5 separate regions of the Mus musculus genome follow, and all the other regions are linked to region 5. Evidence: chromatin loops called from intact Hi-C (ENCODE). Cell type or tissue: left cerebral cortex. All regions are shown on one strand. Region 1 has its middle 33 kb from the start of Fhl2. Region 2 has its middle 37 kb from the start of Gm39633. Region 3 overlaps AI597479 (expressed sequence AI597479). Region 4 overlaps Fhl2 (four and a half LIM domains 2). Region 5 has its middle 3.3 kb from the start of Gm29040.

Evidence for each region. A loop is a pair of places that touch in the nucleus more often than their neighbours do. Peaks named below come from ENCODE experiments on the same cell type or tissue, not always from the same donor. Only the 100,000 strongest peaks of a DNase experiment are listed, where the experiment ranks them.
Region 1: it touches region 5 in a loop (2.1-fold over the local background); 6 of 42 quality-filtered maps call a loop at or near these places.
Region 2: a loop joins it to region 5, with 4 times the contacts of the local background. A loop is called at or near these places in 25 of 42 quality-filtered maps.
Region 3: a loop joins it to region 5, with 6 times the contacts of the local background. A loop is called at or near these places in 6 of 42 quality-filtered maps.
Region 4: a loop joins it to region 5, with 8 times the contacts of the local background. A loop is called at or near these places in 41 of 42 quality-filtered maps.

What each region holds. Positions count from the first base shown.
Region 1 is chr1:43,194,762-43,199,761 of GRCm38, forward strand. It overlaps a transcript of Fhl2 not described here. Among named protein-coding and RNA genes, the nearest start is that of Fhl2, 33 kb to the left of the region's middle. In left cerebral cortex, no CTCF peak of the experiment used is centred here; DNase peaks (open chromatin) are centred at 2,423, 4,677 and 4,977; H3K27ac peaks cover 1,565 bases.
Region 2 is chr1:42,912,808-42,917,807 of GRCm38, forward strand. No RefSeq gene overlaps it. Among named protein-coding and RNA genes, the nearest start is that of Gm39633, 37 kb to the right of the region's middle. In left cerebral cortex, a CTCF peak has its summit at 2,411 (motif pointing right); a DNase peak (open chromatin) is centred at 2,445.
Region 3 is chr1:43,110,253-43,115,252 of GRCm38, forward strand. AI597479 (expressed sequence AI597479) reads left to right here. Exons shown (of 4, transcript NM_133818.1): 3 at 746-1,121; 4 at 2,934-5,000. The coding sequence ends at 2,990. Among named protein-coding and RNA genes, the nearest start is that of AI597479, 14 kb to the left of the region's middle. In left cerebral cortex, CTCF peaks have their summits at 526 (motif pointing left) and 2,821 (motif pointing right); DNase peaks (open chromatin) are centred at 496 and 2,844.
Region 4 is chr1:43,137,893-43,142,892 of GRCm38, forward strand. Fhl2 (four and a half LIM domains 2) reads right to left here. Exons shown (of 6, transcript NM_010212.4): 3 at 3,806-3,980. Among named protein-coding and RNA genes, the nearest start is that of Fhl2, 24 kb to the right of the region's middle. In left cerebral cortex, CTCF peaks have their summits at 510 and 1,899 (motif pointing right); DNase peaks (open chromatin) are centred at 300, 1,910, 3,201, 3,954 and 1 more place; H3K27ac peaks cover 2,271 bases.
Region 5 is chr1:43,261,893-43,266,892 of GRCm38, forward strand. No RefSeq gene overlaps it. Among named protein-coding and RNA genes, the nearest start is that of Gm29040, 3.3 kb to the left of the region's middle. In left cerebral cortex, a CTCF peak has its summit at 2,690 (motif pointing left); a DNase peak (open chromatin) is centred at 2,684; H3K27ac peaks cover 353 bases.

The sequences.
Region 1 (5,000 bases), 67 kb before region 5:
TCCATGTGGCAGAGGATGGCCTTGATGGACATCAGTAGGAGGAGCAGTCCTTGGTCCTCTGGGGGTTCAATGCCCCAGTGTAGGGGAATGCCAGGGCAGGAAGGTGGGAGTGGGTGGATGGGTGGGGGCACACCCTCATAGAGGGTGGGGTTGGGGGGGGGAGTCCCGGAGGGGAGACCTGGAGAGGTGACAACATTTAAATGTAAATTTAAAAAAATCCAATAAAAGAAAAAAAAAAAGAAAAAAACCAAAGGGAACTAGAAACCCTAAGAATATAATTTTATCTCTTATTTTGGTGCCAAAAAGAGACTTAAAATCAGTACCAGGGTCACTTTATGCCAAGTACTAAGTATTTTGAGATGAAGAGAAAGGTGTCTACACTCTGGGCTTGGAAATTGAGGGAAAGTACAGAGTGTTCTAGAATTTTGGAGGGAAGGTTCTAGAAGTACTAAGTAGAATGACAAAATCTACAAGTTCAAAACTTGCTTAACAACAGGTTGGATCTGGACAATCAGAGGACCCTATCAGGGGAGATTGCATAGCTCTTAGTAGACATTCTATCTTATATTTTCTTAAGGCTAGCAAGGGCACGCCTAACTTGATAATAGAAGGTTTGCCCAGCAAGACCCTGGATTCCATCCCTAGCTTTTCCGTGCTTGGAAAACATTTATTTCATTATTGATTTTTGTGTGTGTTTGTGTGTGTGTGCGTATATGTGTCATTATGTATCTCTTTACACACACGTGTATGTGTATGTGTACATGTACATGCTGATCTACAGAGGCCAGAAGAGGCCAGAGAGGTCCCTAAAGGTGGATTATAGATAGTTGTGAGTTGACTTCTGGGATCCAGTTAAGATCAGCCAGCACTCTTAACCACTAGGCCAGCTCTCCAGTCCCCTAGTCTTTTTTAACATTAGAAAAAGTTCCTAAAATGTAATGATCTGAACTGATTAGTCCTCCACTCAATGAAAACCAAAGGCTTTTGTAAAATAGGCTGAATCCTACTGTGTATTTGACTTAATCATGAAACATTTGAATATCAGCCTAGTAATAACACAGAATCCAATTTACATTCCCAGAGAAAGAAGAACACAACAACAAATCTGTAAACTGTACCTGTGAGGTAAAATCATATGAGCCTAAAACTTGGGTTTTATGTTTGAGCTTCAGAATTATAAACAAACAAACCTGGGTTGAGGTTTTTTTTTTTTTTAATTATGGTAAAATTCATCACATAGAGTCTGGCAAGGGATCCTTCTATAAACTATATCATTGCCATCTGTGTCATTTTATCAATATTGAGAATGTTATGCAATCTGCCAGAGCATCATTCAGTCCAGTACAGCTTAACTGCAAGAAATAGTAAAATCTGCACATAGTCCCATTAAAGTACACAGTAGCTCTGGACTTTCAAACTATCAGCCCTAGCATGTAAGTCATCTTGTATAAACATGCTTTCCCAGAGTAATCAGACACATCAGTAATTGGCCTGTCCACCCAGGCCTTCCGGAAATACTGGGATGGGGAGGGGAGGGGGGCTCAAGTACCTTGCTGTTTGACCCTATCTTGTGTTTATGTTAGAATTTTTCTTCTTCCTTTGCTTTCTCTTTAAAAGCTCTTCTGGCTTTCAGTTCTGTTTCCCACCAAGAGAGGTCAAGGTGAGGAGGCACCCTGGCTCTTCTCAGCATCCAAGTGGCTGTTTGGGGAGCTGGGGTCCTGAGGTCCCAGTGCCTGCCTGGGTCTAAGACACTCCCTTTGTGCTGAGCACAAAGCCATCTGAGCCCAGTTGGCATTTATGTATGGCCTGAATGTGCACTGGAATTGACTGGCATGAAGAAACAAAGAAACAAAGACCAAACAAACAAACAAAGTAAATGAGATCCTTACCTGTGATGTTAGAGGTCAGAGCCCTTCCTTCTGCCCAGCAACCAGACCAGTGGGGATGAGGGCCAGCACTGTGCAGGCAGGCCCTGGGCTTCATTGGGTTGCTTTAATGTTGTGGGACTTTTGTCAGCAGAGTTATAAATAAGGCATGTCCACTGGCCCAGCCCAGTAGATAAGAGTCCAACCCTGGCTCCTGCAAGCCTTTTTTGGTCTCTAAATGCAGAAAGTCATAGGCTCCAGTTGGGAAGGGGCTGCTATGCACGTCCCCATTTGGCCTGCCTGTTTCAAGGACACCCTCCCAGGACCTCACATGTATTCCAGTAATATAAGAGTAACTGCAAGAGGGAGGCTGCTTGGTCCAGAACTTCTCAGTGTATACCCCAGGGCTGTATGCCTCATTGGAGGCTGCAGACAGCTGGCACAAGAGTGGGAGGCACTTCTCTGGGGATACATGAGCACGTCCAAGGGCTCAGAAGGGAGAGCCTGGTGTTTGACGCTCCCTGTTGGAAACAGTTTACTGACCTTCCTTCCCCAGCTTACACGGACAAGGGCATCTGCCTACGTGAGTATTCTAGAAAGCCCAAAAGGATTTGTGGGATATAGCACCAGGCACATGTTTGGCTGTGGACTGGAATTCATTTCCAGAAAGGCATGCCTTCTCTCTTATCCCTACTCATGAGTGACTAGTGATTCTGTGTGGGACTGAAATGGAGGGTTTATTGGAGTCTTTGACAGAGCCATGTGCCAGAAGACTACTCCAGAGCCTCCTTAAGTTTCCAATGTCTGAGTAGATGGTCATGGCATCTCATGCCCCTGCCTCCATCCTATCCCTAGGCTGTGTGTTTGGCACTAGCTACTGAGTTCTCACAGTAGATTGGCTTGGGTCAGTTCATCCCACTGCAGGGGTATGGACAGATAGTAGGCGAGGACAGTTCTGTAGATTCTTTTTCATTAGGAAGTGTGGCCTTGTTGGAGCAGATGTGGACTTGTTGGAGGTGTGTCATTGGGAGTGAGCTTTGTGGTTTCAAAAGCCCACACCAGACCCAGACTCTCCCCTCTCCCCCTCTCTCTCCCCCCTCATCTCTCCCTTTCTCTTTCTCTCTCTCTCATCCTCTCTCCCTCTCCCCCCCTCTCTCCCCCTCTTTCCCATTCTCTCCCTTTCTCCCCCTCTCTCCCTGTCTCTCTCTTCCTCTCTCCCTCTCTCCCTCTCTCCTTCTCTCCCCCTCTCTCCCCCTCTCTCTCCCTCTCTTTCTCTCTCCTCCTCTCTGCCCTTCTCTCTCTCTCTCCCTCTCTCCCCTCTCTCTTTCTCCCTCTTTCTCCTCCTCTCTGCCCTTCTCTCCCTATCTCTTCCCCTCTCTCCCCCTCTCTCTCTTTCTTCCTCTCTCCCTCTCTCTCCCTCTCTCTCTTTCCCTCTCTTTCCTATCCTCCCCCCCCCCCCTTTTGGATCAGGATTAGGATTTAAAGCTCTCAGCGACTGCTCTAGCACCATGCCTGTTTGCTTCCTGCCATGATGCTAACAGACTAATCCTGCTTTCTGCTGTCATGCTCCCCACCATAATGATTATGGAATAAACCTCAGAAACTGTAAGCAAGCTCCCAATTAAATTCTTTCTTCTATATGAGTTACCTTGGTCTTGGGGTCTCTTCATAGCCATAGAACAGTGACAAAGACACCTCTTCCCTTTGCACAGATCATCCCAGCAGAGCTGGTTAATGTTTTATACCCTCAAATGGGAGGAGGGGTAAAGTTTCCTTTCAAGTGTCCAGCTGCTCCCTGCCAACTGGTGACTCTGCTCCTGGCCTGGAAGAGGACTAGAGGGATATAGAGGCTAGGGAAGGTTAGGAGGCAGGGTTTTCCATCTATCCCTGTTGGGAAAAGCTTTCAAGAAGGGCAGGAGTTGTCTTGGATCAGCTCTAAGTAACTTTACCTTCTGCGTCTGTGGATTCAACTGTGGGTTGTGGAAATCTTGGATCCAGATGAAAAATACTACCCACCAAGTTGCATCTCTGGAATCCATTTTTTTATCCCTATGATCTAAGGTATAGAATGGGTTCTCAAAGTGTTTCTGTCAGATGGCTGTCATGAAGAATGGCCTGGGATAATTCTAAACAGTGGTGGCTCAAGCCACCACTGGAGCTGAAGCCTCAACCCCCTAGACTGTCTTTCTGAATGGGGTTGACAAAGTCCTTGGGTTGACCAGCCTTTCCTGCCTCTGGTGTCATTGACTGATCCATGGGCCTCAGAGTTAGTCTCTCAGCTCCTGCCACCCCCTGGCTCTTACTGCTCACTCTACTCTGAAGCAGACTACCAAGATTATAATTCATCTTTCCCAAAGTGTGTTATAGAAATTATAACCACTTTCCTTTCCCCTAAATGCAGCCATAAAACTTAAAAGTACCACACTAATTCTTCCCGGGGTTTTTTCCCCTGGAGGGAAGAAAAACTGTACAGAGGACTCAGCAAGAGCCTGGACATCCAGGCCTGGCTGGATTTCCCCACTCTACTTCCATTTCCCTCACACCTCTGCTTGATCACATTTCTACCTGTCCTTCATAGATCTATATACAAACATTAGTAGCCTCCTAGTTTCCAGTCTACAATCTCCTGTGTCATATGGAACTGGGATCAAATGCATTTATGTGCTTTGCTCTTGCTAATATGTCTGTTGTGTTGGGTATGGTAGACAAGAGAAAGATTAGCTCTCATACAATGCAGGGACTTCCAGTGTGAGATTAGCTTCTAGGGGATGGTGGGGGAGGTTTCTAAAAGAAGGCAGAGAGACTGTAGGATAGAAAAACCAAGCAGGGGGTGGGGAACCAAAAAACAGGTTTCTGGCTTCTCTTGGATGGAACGGGACAAAGGAGAAGGAATTCATAAGAAGGGACCTTCTGAAAGGATCTGTGAATTTTGAGGGCTCAAGTCCAGTGGAGGAGAACTGGGTATCTCCTCACCCTTTTGGAATTCTTAGCTGAGTTCTCCTGTAGTCAGGGACAGATTTGCAAGAGACTAACAAGCAGAGCCCAGTAGCACCCACCATGAGATACTGCAATTAGAAAAAGGTCTGAAGAAGAAACCGGGCTGGATTTGTCTGCTCAGATCCCAGACCCGCAGAT
Region 2 (5,000 bases), 350 kb before region 5:
GAGTACTTCATTCCTCAACCGGCTCGGCAAGTTACTGAAGTCACTTAAGGCTCTGATATTCCACGGTGACAGGAGACTCACTGGTGTGACCAGAATACAGATTAGCCTGCTCTTGCTTATTTTAGGAAACAGGGGGACTAGAGGAATCTGGAAGCTCACACAACAGGTCACTTGTACCATCGGTCACGGCTGACGGTGGCTTAGACTAGAGTAGTAACAGTTGAGGCTGAGACAGGGACAGATTGGCTTGATTGATCAAAGCAAACTGGATTGATTTGAAAGCCAATCTCAAAATCAAGCGGAAGGGATTCTTGATATATCTAAAGGTTGTTACCACGCCCTGTAAGTTGATGGAGCCTACCAGTAACTACCAGCGGGATAAATGATATAATGCATATTGTGATCACAGCCGAATTATAGTCTATTCCCGAGTGGAGGGAATACTGAGAGAATGGAGAAAACCAGGCCAATCAGAAAGAGTAGGATTTTTTTTTTAATTGAAGTTATCCGTCAGTGAACCTCAGAGTTAATGTTAGTTAACATCCACGAGCATTACCTGGAGGCTTTGTAAGGAAAGCTGTGGTCCTTCTCCCTCGAGTCTCTGAGGAGCACTACTTGCATGAGTAAGTGCTCTCAGGAGAGGCAAGCGTGGGCATCTGGAGCCCCAACACTTGGGAGACAAGAGGAGCATCGTGGGATTCCAAGACCAATCCAGGCCCTGTAAGGACCCGTCTTGAACAAATAAAAAGTATCCTCAGGACAGGAACCGCATGCTTCAATGTCTCTGACAGGTGATCCAGCTGTTGTAACCAAATCCATTCCCAGACAAGCAACATGAACACACAGACCAAGGCAAGGCCAGTGGGTGGAGATGGAAGAAAAAAACCCGTCACCACCAAAATTACTATGAAAACGTTGAATTTGGATTTGAGCTCCCATTGGTAATTCCCCATACTCCCATTAACAAGACAACAGTGCATTAACAGTGGCTGCTTAACCTAATTACCATGAAAATATTCAGTTGTTAGCTCAACCTACTGACCAGCTCTCCTCCTTGAACTGAGTTGAGATAGTGATTCATTGGAAGCCAAAAAGGCAGGGGAGGGGGCAGAGAAATGTCTTAGCAGGTAAGAGTACTGGCTGGTCTTCCAGAAGACCTGGGTTCTATTGTCCAAACATCCACATACAGACTAACAAACTACTAACTCCAGCTCTAGAGGATTTAATGGTCTCTACTGGTCTCCTTGGGCAAAGTGCACACCTGATTCACATACATACATGTATGTAGGCCAACATTTATACATGTAAAAAGAAATATTTAAAAAGAGACAATTAATATTCTTAGATAAATTCTTATTTAATGAATATGCACATGGCTGTATTTGACTTATAAGAGACATATGTGAAGGTGTCTCTAGACTATGGGATTATGAGTTATTTAAAAGCTTTCTTTCCCCTTTATATATGTTTAGAAGTTTATACATCTTGTTCATAATTATTATATAGTTTGAATTCATGAATGTAATTTTTTTTGTGACAGGATCTCATAAAGCCCAGGCTGGCCTCAGACTCAGTGTGTAGCCATAGATGACCTTAAATGTCTGGTCCTCCTGCTTCCACACTCTACATTCTGAGATTAAGGGTGTGCACCACCATTCCTGGCTTTATGCAGTGCTGTGGACTGAACCGAGGGCCCTTGGTTTGAATTCCTTAGAGTCACATAATTTGTTAAGCATTATAGAATATGATAGTTTGCCTCATCCTGAGATTCTGCATTCCATTCTGCCCATTATCTGAGTGGAACTGTGGTCCTAAAAAAAAAAAAAAAAAAAAAGCTAAGTTGAAAAATTCCAGAAGTAAACACTTCACACATTTAAAAATCCATTCCTCTGGGTGTGGCCTGATGAACTGGATGTCCACTGTGTTCTGGTTGGATGGAATCACTCGTAGGTTCAGCACACTCAAGTGGGCACAATACAATTCGTTTCTCAGTAGCCATGTTAGTCGTTAGGCTAACAACTAAACTGATATCACAGGGCTGGTATCCAAGTAACATTCATCTTATTTAACAGTGGCCCCAAGGTGCAAGAGTGAGTGTTGATGCTGGGAATTCAGATAGACAACACACAAGAATGGAGAGGAAGAGGGGAGGGGAGGGGAAGGAAAGAGAGAGATCAAGAGAGAGCGCGAATACATTTATGGGTCTTTAATTACAAAATATTATAATCGTTCTATCATATAATTAGGTTTTTTTTTAGTAAAAAACATATGTGGCTTGTTACCATCCATGCTCAGGTATGCACGGGGGTCTCAGAATGTATCTTCACAGATGGGGGAAATGCTACTGTGCACTGGCTTTTCTACGTGAGAAATGGTAGCATCCTAATTAGTACCCTTGTTTAACCACAAGATGGAGTAGTGTACAACAGAATAACCAACTGAATGCCCTAGCCCTGAGGATGGGATTTCAGCCTCCTCCTAGATTTAAGCGCAGTGATTCCTGATCAGCTATATGCATTATCTTTCCAAATCCTCCCACCTCAGAAACACTCATAAGTTCTCATTTATCCCTTTATGCTTACATTTGTAACTGTAATTATCTCACGATTAAATCCTAATGAAAGACTTGCAGCCAAACCTCTGGGCCACTCCTACTGATGGGCACTTGCCCATAAGTCTGGTTATTCACGCCTTCCATCTCAAACTGGTGCAGTCCCCAGAGCTAAACGACAGCCACTGGACATCAGTTATCATTTCCAAATTGTGTTTGATGGATGATCTGAATCGCTTATAAGCTCTCTAAATGCTAATGTACCAAAAAGCGGGATAGAGAAGAAACAGAGAAGGCATTTGATTCAAAGTAGATGAAGGCAAGTGCTGAGAGCCTAAGACTCCCCTTCAGAGCAGGGGAGGGGTGATGTTCATACAAGCCTGAGGGTCCAGGGAGAACCTCAGTTTCAATGCAGATCGCAGGGTTACAAGAGCAACTTCCTTCCTTCCTTCCTTCCTTCCTTCCTTCCTTCCTTTTTTCCTTTCTTTTTCTTTTTTGGTCAGTGGTGGTTTGAGACAGGGTTTCTCTGTGTAGTCTTAGCTGTCTTAGAACTCACTTTGTAGACCAGGCTGGCTTCGAACTCAGAGAGCCACCCACCTCTGCCTCCCAGGTGCTGGGATTAAAGGTCTGCGCCACCATGTCCAGCTCTGCCCCACTCTACACCCACTTACCCAGCCTGGTGCGGTGCCCCAGCTGCCAAGGTGGCTGCTTTTCTTCCTTCTTTCCCTTCTTCCTCTCTCCTTTCCTCTCTCTTATGTTCTTTTATATAAACAGGTGAATGGTTTATATTTTGCTTCTACTTTTTTAAATAAGTCTTTGTCTCTAACTCTTAAATTTCTATGATTGTTATGGTAAGAAATTTCAAAACCCTTCTAGCTATTTTGAAATGTACAATTCATTACTGTTTAAGTGTGATCGCCATATTGCACTAAATAACCCTAGGATTTAAGCCTATCTTAACTGTAACTTAGTGTCCCTCGGCCAACCTCCCCCAGCTCTTCCTCTCCCTCCTCCTTCAGCCTCTGAGCACTGCCAGTCTACGATCAACTTCTGAAGTCAGTGTTCTCCTTTGTCCTCATGAAGGAGGACAATGCGCAATGCTTGTCTTTCTGATGCTCACTCACTTCGCTTATTCTAATGCTCTCCGGGTCCATTTAGGCCAGAAGTTCTCAACCCGTGAGTCACAACCTTTGGAGGGATTAAAGGGCCCTTTCACAGAGGTTGCTTATCAGATATCCTGCATATCAAACATTTACATAAAATTCATAACTGTAGCAAAATTACAGCTATGAAGTAGCAACAAAAATAACTTTATGATTGGGGGGTCACCACAGCATGAGTAGCTGTATTAAAGGTTGAGAGCCTCTGGCTTAAGCATATTGCTTCTCTCCGAAGGATCCTGAGATCCTCAGAAGGATCGGCTGGAAGCACCCGTTTCTGGCAATGCTCAAACCTGAATGTAGATTGTGGTGGTTTGAATATGCTTGGCCATGAGAAGTGGCAAAAGTGGGAGGTGTGGCCCTATTGGAGGAAGTGTGACCCTTTTAGAGGAAGTGTGTCACTCTGGAGGCAGGGCTTTGTGGTCTCACATACATGCTCAAGTCTGGCCAGTGTGACAGACCCTCCTCCTGGCTGCCTGTGGAAGACAGTCTTCTCGTGGCTGCTTTCAAATCAAGATGTAAACTCTCATCTCCTCCAGAACCGCGTCTGCCTGCAGGCTGCCATGCTTTCCGCCATGATGATAAAAGGATGATATAACTCTGAAAATCTAAGTCAGCCCGGATTAAATATTTGCCTTTGTAAGAGTTGCCTTGGTCATGATGTCTCTTCACAGCAGTAAAACCCTAAGACATAAGCAGTAAATAGATTCTAGTAGTGACTCCACCATAGGAAGTCCTTACTGTCAGAGCAGAAAGGAGAAAAATTGAGCGATGTCACAGATAGGATAGTGAGTAGTAGTGGACTCTGCTCTTGGTGACCCAGAACTGTAGCATTAGGATTCAAAACAAGATTACTAAATGGAGAAGAAAAAAAAAAATTGTCCACGATCTTAGTTTTATCCCCAGCCAACAGCTGGCAAGTATTAGGGTTTTTCCTGCAGCTTGCTGGCAGGAAAGGGTGCTCTCTTAGTTGCCGTCAGAGCGCACACAATTTAAAAACCGATCTTCATTTATAGTCATCACCATCTTTCGGTAGCGCTATAAGCTTCATAATTATAATTTTAATGACCTCATAATATTCTATCCATCCAGCATATGTTCCATAATTTACTTAACTAGTTTCCATACCATTAGCCACATGCGCTTTTTTAAAAATAATACTGTAAATAATGAGCCACAAGCATATTCATACGGATGCATTTTCCACTTATCCTTAGGGTATGTCAACAAGATTCACCAAGAACAGAATTCAAGAGAAGTGGAAACTTTATAAAAATAAAAATAAATAA
Region 3 (5,000 bases), 150 kb before region 5:
GTGCAGATATTTTAATCACTGATGAGAAAGTATCCAGACCATGGAGACACTTGGTGACTGTAGTAAGGCTTTGCTTTGTTGTTTGTGGACTATGCTGTGAGAGTCTTGGGACTGTCTTATAGTTTCTCTTGTAAAATAATAATGGATTGTGATCACATGGTAAGGATAGCACTACTAATAAGCTGCTCTTGTTTATTATGGAGCTAGTTAATACTTTTATTAGTCATCTTCTATTTCTTTGATAAAACACCAAGATCAAGGCAGTTTGTAGACAGAAGGGTTTATTTGGGCTTATGAGGGGGTCTTTCCCTTAATCCAGAGCGAAGAGTCCATCTGGCATGCATTCGTGGCAGCCAGCAGTAGACAGTTGTGAGCTCCCATCTTGAACTACAAGCAGGAAATAGAGAACAAACTGGAAATGGCAGAAGTCTTTGAACTCTCCTCACCCTCCCCCATTGAAGTGCTCCTCTAGAAATGCCACAGATCCTAAACTGCCCAAACAGCGCCACCTGCTGGGGACCAAGCATTCACACCCCCAAGACCACGGGGACATCTCATTATAAATGATAATGAAATCTCTTACAAATAAGTACTTTGTACTTTAAAGCATAGAGAATTGGTTTTTTGGGCCTGGGAGTCTTCCCTCCAGTTATTTCCTTTACCACAGTCTGTTCACTAAACCTTGTTGCTTATTGGCCTGCCAGCCTGTGTGGTGCTCTATAAGAGAACATCTCTCTGCTTTCAGGAGTAGTGCTGTAGATGGATTAAGGAAAAGGCCCCTCATTGTGTTCGATGGGAGCTCAACCAGCACAAGCATCAAAGTGAAAAGGACGGAGAACGGAGCAGACGACCGGCTCAAGCCTCTTGCCCAGATAGGCTCCACCAGTGATGCCTTCTGGAAATCACCAAATTCCTCGTCGAGGATTTCACCCCTAGTGTTGTTTTCCAATTTGCCTGTGAACCATAAAATGGAGCACAATAATAATGACACTCAACAGAACCATGACTTAATGAATAGGAAAAGTCCTTCGGGTCCAGTGAAGTCACCACCTCTGTCCCCTGTTGGAACTACTCCTGTGAAATTAAAGCGGGCTGCTCCTAAGGAAGAGGCAGAGGCCACAGTAAGTGTGGGGGTGGCTTCAACATTGAGCATGGCACTGAGCATCCACCCTGTAGCCCTGGGTCAACTGGCTGTGCTTGTTTCCTGGGGTGGATAGGGTGCTAAAATCAGGCCTATTTCCTTTAGTATGTTGTGATCTGAAAACAGTAGAGAGTTTAAAATTTGGCCCCATGTCAAACTATAGTGAAATTTTGATAGTTAAGCTGACACCTTTCCTTACTATACTGATACAAAAGATTACCCTGAGACCAGTCCCTGCAGCACGCAAGGCTTAGTGGTCCCACCTGCACGGAGCTCACTGAGGATGCTGCCTCACCTGCCCAGGCTCTCAGCCTCCCCAGTCTACCCCAGTAGGTACTCCTACCTGACTCTTCAGAGTGCATCCCTGGCCAAGCTGTTCCTATAGTTCAGGGTGGGCGGACACTGCTGGAGAAGAGAGCACATGTGCTCCTACCTGACTCTACAGACCACAGTGCCCACTTGCTGCCCTGGAACTCTGCAGTGTCTGGGGTTTTTATCCTGTAGCTTATATATTTGAATCCTGGAATTTAAAAATCTACAATGATTATTGTTTTTGAAAGTTCACTAAATTTCTTTCTATGTAAAATGAATGCAGAGAGGAAGATTTCATAAAATTGTTCTCTTTCCACCTTGGAATCAAAAAGGTGAATACTCCTTTGTTGGTGAGGTCCAGAGTGCTACTGTCTAGGGCAGCACGTTTATAAAGTAGTATTTGGGCCTAGGCCCTAAGTCTGTTTGTACTCACCTTTAACCTACCTTAGAATCTACTCTTCCCTAAACAGCAAATAACTTAACTTGGGAAGGATAGAGGAGTTGTAAGGGGCGTCTCTTACACATGTGTGTTGTGCTGTGTTGAAGCATCTGGATACTTGGAGTTTACACGTCACAGCTGCATGACTTTCTCAGCTAAGTGGCCAGCCTGTACTTCTATTACAGAGAATATGCTGGACCCCAATCTGCTTACATACTGATTTTAACCATTTTTGTGAGATAGAGGAAAATGTGGGATGAAAAGAGAATAATCCAAGGCTGGACAGATAGCTCAGAGGTTAAGAGCACTCACTGGCTGCTCTTCCAGAGGTCCTGAGTTCAGTTCCCAGCAACCTCATGGTGGCTCACAACCATCTGTACTTAGATCAAATGCCCTCTTCTGGTGTGTCTTAAGACAGTGACAATGTACTCACATACATTACATAAATACATGCATGCATACATACATACATACATACATACATAAAGAAAGAAATCTTTTTAAAAACTAATTTTTAAAAAAAGTAAAAAGAATAATCCACATCTGAAATACTACAATGAGGAGTGAGCCTTTGAGGCATATGTATTTACACAGCCATGACCTTTGTATATAAGTGTAGATACATATAGATAGGTATTACCTTAGAAATGTAAATATTTAGTCAACATGTTTCATGAAGTTTAAACTATGACATCAGGGAGGGAGGTGGGCTAGGATCTTCAAGAGAGGCCTAGTCCCTCTACTTTCTGTAGTTTCTGGTTCTGCTGTTTGTGGGACAAGGTTCAGAAGGGGTGTGTGTGTGTGTGTGTGTGTGTGTGTGTGTGTGTGTGTAAATGATCTTGGTGTAGAACATTTGAGAACCACAGAATAGACAAGTGGGAGCCAAAAGACTTACTTATTTACTAATTGGAGCATCATTCCCACCAGAGGGCAGCAGTGCTCTTGCTCTGGTGGGCCTGTAGCCAGCCTTGGCTTGGTAAGTGCTCCTTTGAGTGTCTGAGGCATCTGCTGTTAGAAACTGTTTCTGTTCCTGTCTTCCAGAATCACCTGAAGCCTCCAGAGGTGAAGAGGAAGATACAGCATGTTACATGGCCGTGAAAGCAAGCCTCCAAAGTATAAACAGAGCTGCAGCCGCAGTTTTCAGATGAGTCCTGTACAGTATCTATGGAGGTCCTGAATACTGTGGGACTTTCTTGAGGTTTAAAATAGGTTTGGAAAAACAAGTCTTTCCCTTCTCTCCTTCCCTCTATTCCTTCTTCCCTTCCTTACAATGTCTTGACTTTCATGTCCCAATTAGGGAAGAATTTCTTTTTAAAATAGAGCTTTGTACACATCCTCTAAAAATTCTTTTCCTAAGCAGAAGCATAAAGCAGTTCACAGTATTGTGGTAAATATTGCCACCTGCATCTTGAAGGGTTCGCCAAGAAAAGTGTGTTGATGGTGTTGATGGAAAAGCTTTCTGCTCTTTAGTTACGTGTGCCATTTTGTCCCATGGAAAGCAAAAGGGAAGTCAGGGCTTGCCATTCCTCCTTCTCAGTGGCGTAAGCTGCTGTGTCTTTAGAATGTTCCTGGCTTACAGGGACCCTGCCTACTCTTTTCTTATGTGGCTTGTATGAGCTTTATCTTTTTAAAATGAGACTGATTTCAAAGTCTTCAGGCTGGGTGATCATGTTAAAGGCAGTACTCTGTGTCGGAAAGTTTGGGAATGATGGTCCTAGAATTCTAGACATAAGAAAATCCAGAACGTGTGACAGTCGTGGTGGGGTGCTTATCAGTATGCTGTGGAGTAGGCAGTTGTCATTATCAGGACGCTGGAGTTGGAATTCACTGTAGAATGCAGTAGGAAGTGGACTCTGTTGAAGAGGTTCATGTGCTTCCTGCAGGGCTTCCTGCAGGGCTGTCCCATGCAGGGCTAAGTGATGCTCTTTTTATTTTTGTGCAAGTAGCATTATCCACTTGTATAATGCAAGAATGTGAGAAAATACTGTTTGCTTTACATTCGTGACGTCTAGCGTCTGCTCCTTCCTTTTGTTTCTTACTAAGAAACATTTTAAGCAAAAGATACTTCATAGATTTTTCCATATATAATCTTCACATTGTTGGTTTGCCTCGTTAGTATGCCTTAGTGTCATCTCCTTTCTTTGGTTTGTTAAAACCACCATTTTAGCTCACTTATCAGAACAGCCTTACAGAGATAATTCACCCTTGCAGGCCAGCGCTGTGCTTAGACACCAACCCTGTAGGTTTCTGCTTTTTTTTTCCAGACTAAATTTGTACACATAAGACAAAATTTATGATATTAAATATTGCATGAATTGTTGATGCTACAGTAAGGTTTTAAATACATTGTTACCTACGGGGTTGATAAGTTAATATTGTTGAACTGTGCTCCTATATGTAATCGTCAAGGTACATTTTAAAAGTGCAGCTTTTAGAGTACAACAACACATTGTATTTTATATTCAGTTGACCTCTCTGCTTCCACTGGCGTTTCTCTTTTTAAGGAGAGAGTTAGCCATTTGACGGTTTTAAGTCAGTGGGAACTTATTTTTAGTTACTTGGTGAAATTAAATTTTAATTTGTATATTTAACGTACAGAGTAGGTTGGTAATAACAGCTGAACTGTGTAACATTGTTGCTTCAAATTGAAGTTTATACTATGAACACTCAGCATCTACGCTCACATAGCAGCATATTGTTGAGCTGTCTTGAGTTTGAGAAGTGAAGACGCATTGACCCATGCACTGTGTATTACGTAGTGCCTCCGTCACGGAGCGCCATGCCTCCTGAAGGGATCATGGAATTGGCTTCCTCCATGCGATGAAGCATCGTCTGCTGGGCATCTGGAGCAGCAGCATTGGGAGGGTTGTTCTGAAGTAGTGTTTCAGTTTGGGCTAGAAGGACTTGATGAGAGTGGTGAACAAGTCTGGAGTAAGTTTCCTTAATAGTGTATAGGGTTAGTATTGTTGCTTTTGATTCTGTATTCCAGTGAGGCAAGATATTCTTATTCCTGGGTTGGGCAAATAGATGGCATTAGAGGCAGTGGGAAGCTCTTGAGTTACAAAAGGCACCACATCCACCATCTGCAAGTCAGCCTCCTTTTTTTCC
Region 4 (5,000 bases), 120 kb before region 5:
TCTCTCTCTCTCTCTCTCTCTCTCTCTCTCTCTCTCTCGTGTGTGTGTGTACACATGCATGTGCATGTGCACACGTGTGCTCATGTGTTTGTGTGAGAGTGTGTGTGTAGGCCATGCATATGTGTAGAGCCCAGAGGCCAACTTCAGGTTTCATCCCTCAGGAATTGCATCATCTTTTTTCTCTCACTAGGACTTTAGGCTCAATCATCTGTCAAGGTTGGCTGTGATCTTCCAGATTCTGTATCACGCATCTTCATCTGTACACGAAGACACATTCACTGGCAGATGTTATAGTCAGCACTGAAGAGCCCATGTTCCTCACACAGCAGACACTTAGAAACACCCAGGGAGAACGGGTACCCTCTCCACCTCCAGCCCGTTCTTCTTTCAGGACGTAACTGCTTCTGGGACTTGTATTTTTTCTTCCCCTTGGTAAAAATGGTTATTGTATCTGAGTTGGGGCAGAAACAAACAGAAACAAAGGGTGACAGCCTCTTTCCAACAAAATCGCCATGAAGCACTCACGTGGCCCTGCCGCATGGGGGCGCACTACACATCTGTGGAAAGGAATTACTGTGGCTGCGACTGGAGCCTGATATACACTTGATTCCAATGGCCAATCAATGCTCCTCGTTTCTGTGAGCTGTGCCTTTGAGGGTGGTCACAGAACAACGTGGGACTCCCTGTGTGAGGAAGACTGCTAGCCACAGGACCACATGTGGCTAAAGCATCAATGAGTCAGTGCAGAGGGAGAGGAGGGGCATCGGTCAACATCCGCTTTGTCAGATGAGTGTGAACTCTGCAGTCGCACTTCTTTAAAGCCCTTTCTAACCTCCCATTTGTTCTGACAGGGGGATTTCACGGTTTACACACCCCTGTGAGGTGCTGAGAAACGGGCGTTTTCTGACTGAGCCATTTTCCAGCCCTAACTTCTATAGCTTTTACATGTAAAGAAATGATGGTGATGGTGATGGTGATGGTGATGATGATAAGTGATACCTCTAGTTCCTACTACTTGGAAGACTGAAGTGGTGGGATCAATTGAGCTTTCTTACTGCCCCTCCCCCATCTTGTAACTGGCTGGCCTAGAACTCAGAGATCTGCTCTGTCTCCAGCTATAGAGTGCTGAGATTAAAGGTGTGTCCCATCGCACCTGAGACCGAATAGGATTCTTAAAGAAAAATAATCCTTTTAAATGGCGTTATGTTGCTCGCATTTATCAGTGGAGTGAACTGAATTTTGTCTAGACTTCTCTTTAAAGTTTAACATATTTGATAGCTTTACTTAAAAGTTCTTTGATTAACAAACTTCAAATTCTTAAGTAGTTCCAAAACTGAGTTAAAATTATAGGTATTGTGATAATTAAATATTATTAGTGCTAAAATAGCTAATACATTAAGAAATTTCAACTAAACCGCAAGCATGGATCATTCTCTCAACATATACTTTACAACTCAGAATCTCAAGGTTAACTCATGTTTTTAAAATCTCATACACACTTTAGTAGTTACTTAATATTTCTGTGGTCCCGAGGTATGCAAACTACTGATACAGCAATTGTTATTGTGATCTACAAACATGTTACATGACATTTATGGCTGTCCTGGGACATACAAATCCTGTGGGCCACAGAGTGGATACACCTGGTGATTCTAAAGTTTCTTAATATGTCTGCTTCCCCTTGATTCTAAACCTCCCTCTGATTAAAGGATTTCAAAGAGGCTGTCTTGACACTTTAAACTATTTAGTTATCTTGCATAGAAATCTGGTTGTGCCATCCAGGCTGGCCTGGAATGCACTGTCTTCCTGCCTCAGCTTCCCAACTTCCGGGGTTCAGGACTGCATTAACATACAAATTGCCTTGTAAGCTATTTGAGTTCACGGCCTATACCCAGTTTGTCCACTAGAGGGCGCCTGATGACCTTGCTTGGACCACTGTCTGCACAGGCTCCATCAGCCTCCTCCACATGAGTGGTTCAGAGCCCATATTGCCCAAAGTTACATTTCCCCAAACTCCATCTACTCACACTTTCCTCTGTCCTCAATCAGCTTGCTGGACCCCTGCATCTAAGTGATCTGCTTACCGCTGCTTCCAACCTGCCTGGTCCTATTTGCACGCCCATGGCTGGATACTCTCTGTGGGCTTTGTGTACTTATCCGGGAGCTACACAAAGCCATCATGTCAAGCAGTAGGTACATGTGTGAGTATGACACACTGAAAGCTACCTGGCTCTGAACCTACCACCTGTGCTAGTACCGTGTTCTAAATCATACCACCCTCTAAACTGCTAGGCATCAGAATCCTAGGTCAGGTTCTCTGAGATGTTCTAACGTCCATTTTTACATCATGTGTATGATAAGACTTGCTTCTCAAATCCCATATTTACATATGTGTATTTGTGTGCATTTTTTCAGTGATGGTAATCAAACCCACACAGTGGGCATGGAGCTACAGCAGTCCTCCCTATACTTTTATTAACTCACTTGACTGGCCTCTAAGTCACAGAGATCTGCCTGCCTCTATGTCTGGCATACTGAGACTAAAGGTGTACCCCGCCATACCTGGTCTATCACTCACTTTTTTTGTTTTGTTTTGTTTTGGTTTGGTTTTTTGGTTTTTCGAGACAGGGTTTCTCTGTATAGTTCTGGCTGTCCTGGAACTCACTCTGTAGACCAGGCTGGCCTCAAACTCTGCCTCTCAAGTGCTGGGATTAAAGGCATGCACTACCACGCCCCGATATCACTCACTTTTTACAAATAAGAGATTCCTTTGTCCTATATAAAGTCAAGATGAGAGGAGAGACAGGGAGAGACAGAGAAACAGAGAGAGACATAGACAGACAGAGAGACACAGAGAGAGAGAGACAGAGAGAGACAGGGGGGGACTCATCTTCTTCAGGTAAAAAAAGAGACATAGTATCATTGCGTATAGTTCTTAACCCAGTTGTGGTTCTGTCCTTTTTTGATGTCTGTCTATCTAGGACATAACGTCATGAGGTCAGGCAGAGGGTGAAGCTAAGCAACATGCAACTCCTGGCCCATCCTGGCACACCAGAGCACAAATCATAGTTGTTGAAATAACCGAGTGTAAATTCAGCAAGCAGAGCAGATCAAGAAAGCACGTGTACTGGGAGAAGCGAGCGAGGCAGGGGAAGAGACGCATTTCCAGGGAATTGCTGGCATTCCTTTTCTGGCTAGTTCTCTCTAGCCACAAGCTGCTGTATATCTTTGGCCAACCAACCGCAGATCAAGAGTCCCCAAAGAAAATAATTATATCCACTAGAGAACGTATACAGACGTCTGTCATTACACCACACAGCATAACAGTGTTCATACACCACTTGCAGATTATTTTAAATATTTGTGGAAATGTTTTATATAAGAAGGAGGCATTCTGCATAGGGTGCTTGAGAACCTGTGGGTGTTGGTAGCTGAACCCAATTCCTGAGATATCAAAGGCTGACCGAACAGGAATTCCACTTCTCTTAATGATACACCTCACTCCTCTCCCACCCCCCACCTTTTGAGGGGTAGGGGTTGAGACAGGCCTTGGATGTCCTGGAACTTGCTCTGTAGACCAAACTCTGCCTGCTTCTGCCTACCAAGTGCTGGGATCAAAGGCGTGCGACATCCTCTCCCAGTCACACCCCTGCATCTGAGATCGATTAACATATCCTGTGTTCAGGGCCCAGCACTGAAGTATCAACACCAGTGTCTGTCTCTGGACAACTGAGAGTCCCACCCCACAGTCCATCGCTGACCTGGCTCAGTGCCACATGCGAATGATAAAGGCATGCGTTCTGACCTGGCATGATGGTTTTCTTGCATTCCTGGCACTTGGACGAGTATTCATTGGAATAGCAGTCGGTGCACAGCAGCTGTTCCTCCTTGGCAGCAAAGGGCTTGTCCACCAGCGAGCTTCCACACCGGGAGCAATGGAAGCAGCCTTCATGCCAGTGCCGATCCTTGTAGGACAAGTCCTAGAGAGGCAGACACACAAATCGTCAGAGGCGGGACAGGAGAGGTGACACTACTGTCTGACTCAGAGCACAGGGGCCTTGGTGCACTACATTGCTGGAGTGGGTGGGTAAGAGAGGGAGGGGGAGGGCGAGGAAGGACGGCAGATTTGCCTGTGGACAAGCCTGTGCTGTATTTTCTTGATTGGTGATTGATATGGGAGAGACCAACTTACTATGGGCTGGTGGTCCTGTGTGCTATTTAAAAAGCAGGCTAAGCAAGCCACGCGGAAGTGACAAGCCAGCAATCAGCTCTTCTCCTCTGCCTCTGTATCTGTTACTGCCTCCCTGTTCCTGCTCTGACCTCCTTTAGTGATGGAGTGTGGGCTGAGAGTTGTAAGCTGAAACAAGCCTCTCCTTTGGATGTCTCTTTTGGTCTTGCTGTTTTCTCACAGCATGAGAAACCCTAACTTAGACACTGAACTAGGAGGCCTTGTTTCTGAGAGGTTCACGTTCCTCTGAACCCAGTTCTCTCCATGTCAGTGGGTTGGTCCTTTGAAGAGATGGATCAGAGACATGGCTGACACACATGCTGGACTCCCGTAAGTCTAAGTATGATGAGAGTAGGCAGTGAGAGAGCAGAAACCTAAACCTGTCTTTTGAAGGTTAAATACTGAAAGTAATTTTAGAAGAAAAAAAAATTTGGTGGGGAGATCATATGTACTTCGTTGTATATTTTGATAAGTGAAATGCAATATAATCTGCTTTAATTTGAGACCACCTGTCGGTGTGTTAAGTCACTACAAACTGCTAAGCTCATGCAATGTGTACATTATCATTATATGATATGTCATATACATATATTGGTATCATTTGGGATTAGGTATAACCTGGACTCTTTCCATACATATTCCCCATTTTTAAACTTAAACCCCTTATGGGGCCCAAGTAGCAGACAAAATAAAACAAACAGAAAATAAACGGCAGATATTTGCACGGTGAATGATGGTAATTAGGACCATGTTGTAAGCTCACGATACTGCA
Region 5 (5,000 bases):
TGAAATCCTTGCAAGAGCAATAGGATAAGAGAGAGAGAAAAGATAAAGTAGGCAAAGAAAGAGTCAAATTCTCCCTGTATGCAGATGTTGGTTCTCTACTGTATGACCCTCCAAGGCCCACCAAAAAGCTCTTTCACTCACACACCTTTATCAGTGTAGCAAGATAAAGCTCAACACATGGGAGGAGGCAGCTTAGAAGCTTTTCTATATACCGCTAACAAGTGTTCCAAGAAATAAGTCAGGAAAAACCATTATTCACAATAGTTTGAAAAAGAAAACCCTGAGAGTTAACTTATCCAGGAAAGAAACTGAAGAAGATACTAGAAGATGAAATGACTTACCATACTGATGAGCTAACAGACTTGTCATTGTGAATTGTCATTATTTTGCAAGCAAAATAACCTACGGATTTGATGTGATCCTCTTCAAAATTCCAATGACATTCTTCACAGAACTAAAACAAAAACAAAAAACTAGATTATGCATGAAAGCATAAAAGACCCGGACAGCCAAAGCAATTCTAAATGGAAGGAGCTGCATAATACCTGATCTCCAGTTGCCCTGTAGAGCCATAGTAGCGAGTACTGTATAAACTTGCATAAAAAAAAAGCACATAGACCAATCAAATAGAGGAAACAAATAACTCCCTCAGATGCAACCAAACAAGTTGTAACAGAACTGTTAAAAACACACACTGGGGGAGAGAGCCAGGTCCTGGCGTAGGGAGACTAAACCCATATCTCCCTACCCTTCATAAAAATCAACTCAAAATGCACCAAACCTTGGAACCTCTATAAGAGAATACTCCAAGACACAGACACAGGCAAGGGCTTTCTGAAAAGGACCAAGAATTGACTCACAATATAGTTAAGCACCCTTTGACCAATAAAGAAACCAACCACTCAAGTGAAGAAATGGTAAAGAACGTGGAAAATCCCTGCCAACAACATATGAGATGAGGGATTAACATCTAACATTCATACAACTGCAAAAACTCAATGCTCGAAGCCCCAGATCACCCAAATGAATAAACAGGCTAACAAGCTGAGCAGACAGTTATCAGTGGATAATACCTGGAAACTGTTCAGAACCTTTAGTAGCCAGAGAAATACAAATTAAAACTGCTTTGAGATTCCATCTCATCCCAGTCAGAGGGAACCATAAAAAACAAACACAAAAGAAATGGTAGGAGATGCTGCTGCTGGCAATGTAGATATGTCACTATGAAGGTCATGTGTAGTCACTATAGAGGTCATATGCAGTCACTATGAAGGTCATGTGTAGTCACTATAGAGGTCATGTGCAGTCACTATGGAGGTCATGTCATGTGCAGTCACTATGGAGCTCATGTGCAGTCACTATGGAGGTCATTTGCATTTCCTCAAAGTACTAGAACACTAATGCTTTGGTACACCCAATCACAGACTCCAAGGAACATACCCAAAGCATTGGAAGTCAGCATCTCACACAGCGCTTGTACATCTGTGCTTATTGCGGCATTATTCACATAGCCATGAAATAGAACCAGTCTTGATGTCCATCAAAGGATGAATGAATTCAGAAAATGTAGTTCATATATACGATGGATGGCTTTTAGCTGTAAAGAAAAATGAAGCCAGAACACTGGCAAGAAAATAGCCAGAGTGAGAAAGACAAGTAATGTGTCGCATTTTCTTTCGTATATGGAATATAGATGTGTGTGTGTGTGAAACAGGGACAAACGGACAGACAGAGAGATAGAGGCAAAGACAGAGAGAGGACACACCAAGGGAAGACGTCTTTGGGAGGAGAATGAAGGAGAAAATAGAGGGTAGTGGAATTTGTGAAACGCAATAGAAAGACTGTGAAAGGAGGGTTCCTAGCAGCGTGATGTGAGGAGGACAAGGGAAGACCGTTCAATAGAGGAACAACTGAGAACTAAGTACCCTGAAGTCCAGGATTTTGCATGGTGGCCTAAAATGTTATTAAACCCACACCTCTTAGAGCTATTAGGAACTGATGGATGCTGGGGGCCAGGAATTATTTTTCTCCAGTAGTGTAGCCACGGTAAACTGCTCATCTTTCTACAAATGACTCTTCACTCATTCCCTGAAACCACTCATGATTAAACTTGTTTGGGAAGGACCCCCAGATGGAATAGAGAGTGACCGGAAGTAGCCAAATTACATCACTGCATGAAATTATTGAGAACAGACAGAAAACATTGTTTAAAAACAATTTTAAAAATTGCTGAAAAAGAAAATACTAAAATACTGCCCAAACCAATAAGTATAAATAATTAAGAGTCTAAATTATTTCCCTAAAATTATTACAAATAGTGAACATACCATTGAAACATCAGTTTGGAAACTATGCATGCTCACACACTATAGAAATGATAGGCCAATAGATCATATCATTGTTTTAAATTTAAAAACCTGGCCATTTGCAGTATGGATTCTATCACAGCTATCCTTACATTCATTCAGCTGTCTGTGGATAAATCAGGCCCCAGCTAACCAGATCATGCCTTTAGATTGCCTGGGACAGATTACAACAAGGTACTCCTTTCACTGTGCTATATTCTAGCACGAAAGGGCATTCCTCAAAATATATTGGGCTGATGGGAACAGAAAAGGAAAATGCTGCTATAGAAAGCCAGTGGTGAGTCTGGGATTTTTTAAAGCACCAAAGAAAAGCCAACCCCACCCCCTTGTGGACATAAAGGTCATTACACTTTTTCTGTGCACGAGGTGCAGCCAGCCATCTTTGGACAATGAACAAGCATAAGTTCCTCATTATTCCGAGTATCCCTTTGCCTTGCCTTCCTCCTTATTCCCACAGACACACCCCTGCGTCCAGCTGCAAAAGCAGGCTTTCTCCCAGCCAGTCCAGGCTCTCCCCTGCCTCTTTTCTGTTGTGCATGCCTGGGTGACTTGTCAGCTGACCAAGCAGGTTAATAACCTGCAGTTGAAGGACTGTAGACTCCGGGTATGGGAGAAACCTTGAAAGTCTTTAGTAGCACTCTAACATCTCTCTAGCTTGAGAGAAAAGGGCTACATGGACTTTGAGGGTATCAGCTGGAGCCCCAAGCCCTTGGCATAGGTTTTCTTGGTCTCTATTACATCTCAATTTCCTCGGTCCCAGGTTCTGACAATTTTCTGCTTAGTGTTTGCTCTCAGAATCTCAGCACCACACATAAGGGAAGAATCACTTCCACTTGTTAATGCCTCACCTTAAATGGCTTTTTCATTATATACGGGGAAATATTACCATTTATTATCATATATAAGATTCATATACATATATGGTATATATGTAGTACATACACATATATGTTCTTTCTGAGTATGCATATTTTAATATAAAATGACAACAATAGAGAGTGTTATCATAGGAGATGAGCTAAAAGGAAAACTGCCAGCACAGTGAGCAGGAAGCAGCCTTCAGCCGTTCTGCAGACCACCAACTCCCAGCTGGTCAGTGACCCCAGGAGATACTTCATGATGCTACTTCATCATATGAACAAACAAATAAAATCACAACACTGGTCTTGTTTCATCTTCAAGATCAATTCCATTCCTCTATCATGCAATGCCTCGGTTTTGTTTTTTTAGCTATTTTTGTTTGTTTGAGTTTGGCTTTTTGACACAAGGTCTCCCTATGCACCCTTGGCTGTCCAGGACTTAGACATGTAGACCAGGTTGGCCCCCTACTCATAGAGATCCTCCAGCCTGTGGTTAAAGACACACGCCCCTTTGCCCAGCCTATCTTTGGTTCTAATAACACCTTCTTTTTCTAAATAGTCTTTAACCATCAAATTAACTCAAAGTCTACTATAGAATGACCTAGTTAGTATTCGATGAGTAAAGGAATTTGGGGGTTCAGATGTCAGGGTTGAGATCAGCTTGTCAGAGGCTGGCAGAGTTCCAAGAAATTTTCCTAACTTGGCGTACCTAGTGTGCAGTACCAGGGGGCTGTGTTAACATACTCAGTGTGCTAAGTAAATGAACACTGAGGGAACCTAAGAACTGATGACACATGCTGTATATATGTGTGATAAGAACTGGGATCCTCCGGGGAGATCAGAGTCTGCAGCAAGCTTCATTCCCTGTCTCTCACTGTGTCCTGGGATCAGTTAATTAAAAATACACCTGTGTCCTTAAAGCCGCAATGTGGACTGGTGGGAACTGCCAAAGTCCTCCTCCTGAGATGTGATGTGACATCCTAGAGAGGGCAAAGGTCACGGACACTCACAGCCAGAGACTGCACTGAGAATGAAAATACCTGTAGCAAATCTCACAGGTATCCAAGATTGTGTTAGTATATTCAGTGTGCAGGTAGATTCCAGAGCCTTTGTTAACACACCCAGTGAGCAGGTCCAAAGGCTGTGTTAACACACCCAGTGTGCAGTACCAGGGGCTGTGTTAACACACCCAGTGTGCTAAGTAAATGAACACTGAGGGAACCTAAGGACTGGAGGGTGCTGGTGAGAGATGAAACCTTTCATATTTTCTCATTCTAGATGACCATTAGACCTAATTAGAAAATTAGGGCTTTAGAGGCCAGAGGCATAACTTGGTGATTCAGCATGTGTTTAGCCTGCACGAGGTCCTAGGTTCATCAATAAGTCCCATATTGAGAGATTTGGGCTTAATTGTTACAAAACTCTCCATTAAGTTACAAAACTTAAATGATCTAGTACAGAAAAATTTTAGAATCAGATTCTCTTCCCATTGGATGGTGGGAAACTGAGTCCCATAGATTCCAAAAGACTTGGACAAGCACAGTGGCAAGCCCTGATGGCAACAGGGACAATCTAACTTTCCCCTCGGGAGCACGGTAGCTGAAATACTCAAGTATGTCAGACGAGGTCTAGGGATGCCAGCCACACTCCAGGAAGAACTGTTTCGGAGGTTGGAAATTATCCAGTCGGGTCTGTCAAAGGCCTCCACTGTGTTGTGTCAAGGCAGATGGCGCCATGGAGAAAGCATGTGAATAAGGGAAGACAAATTTATCGA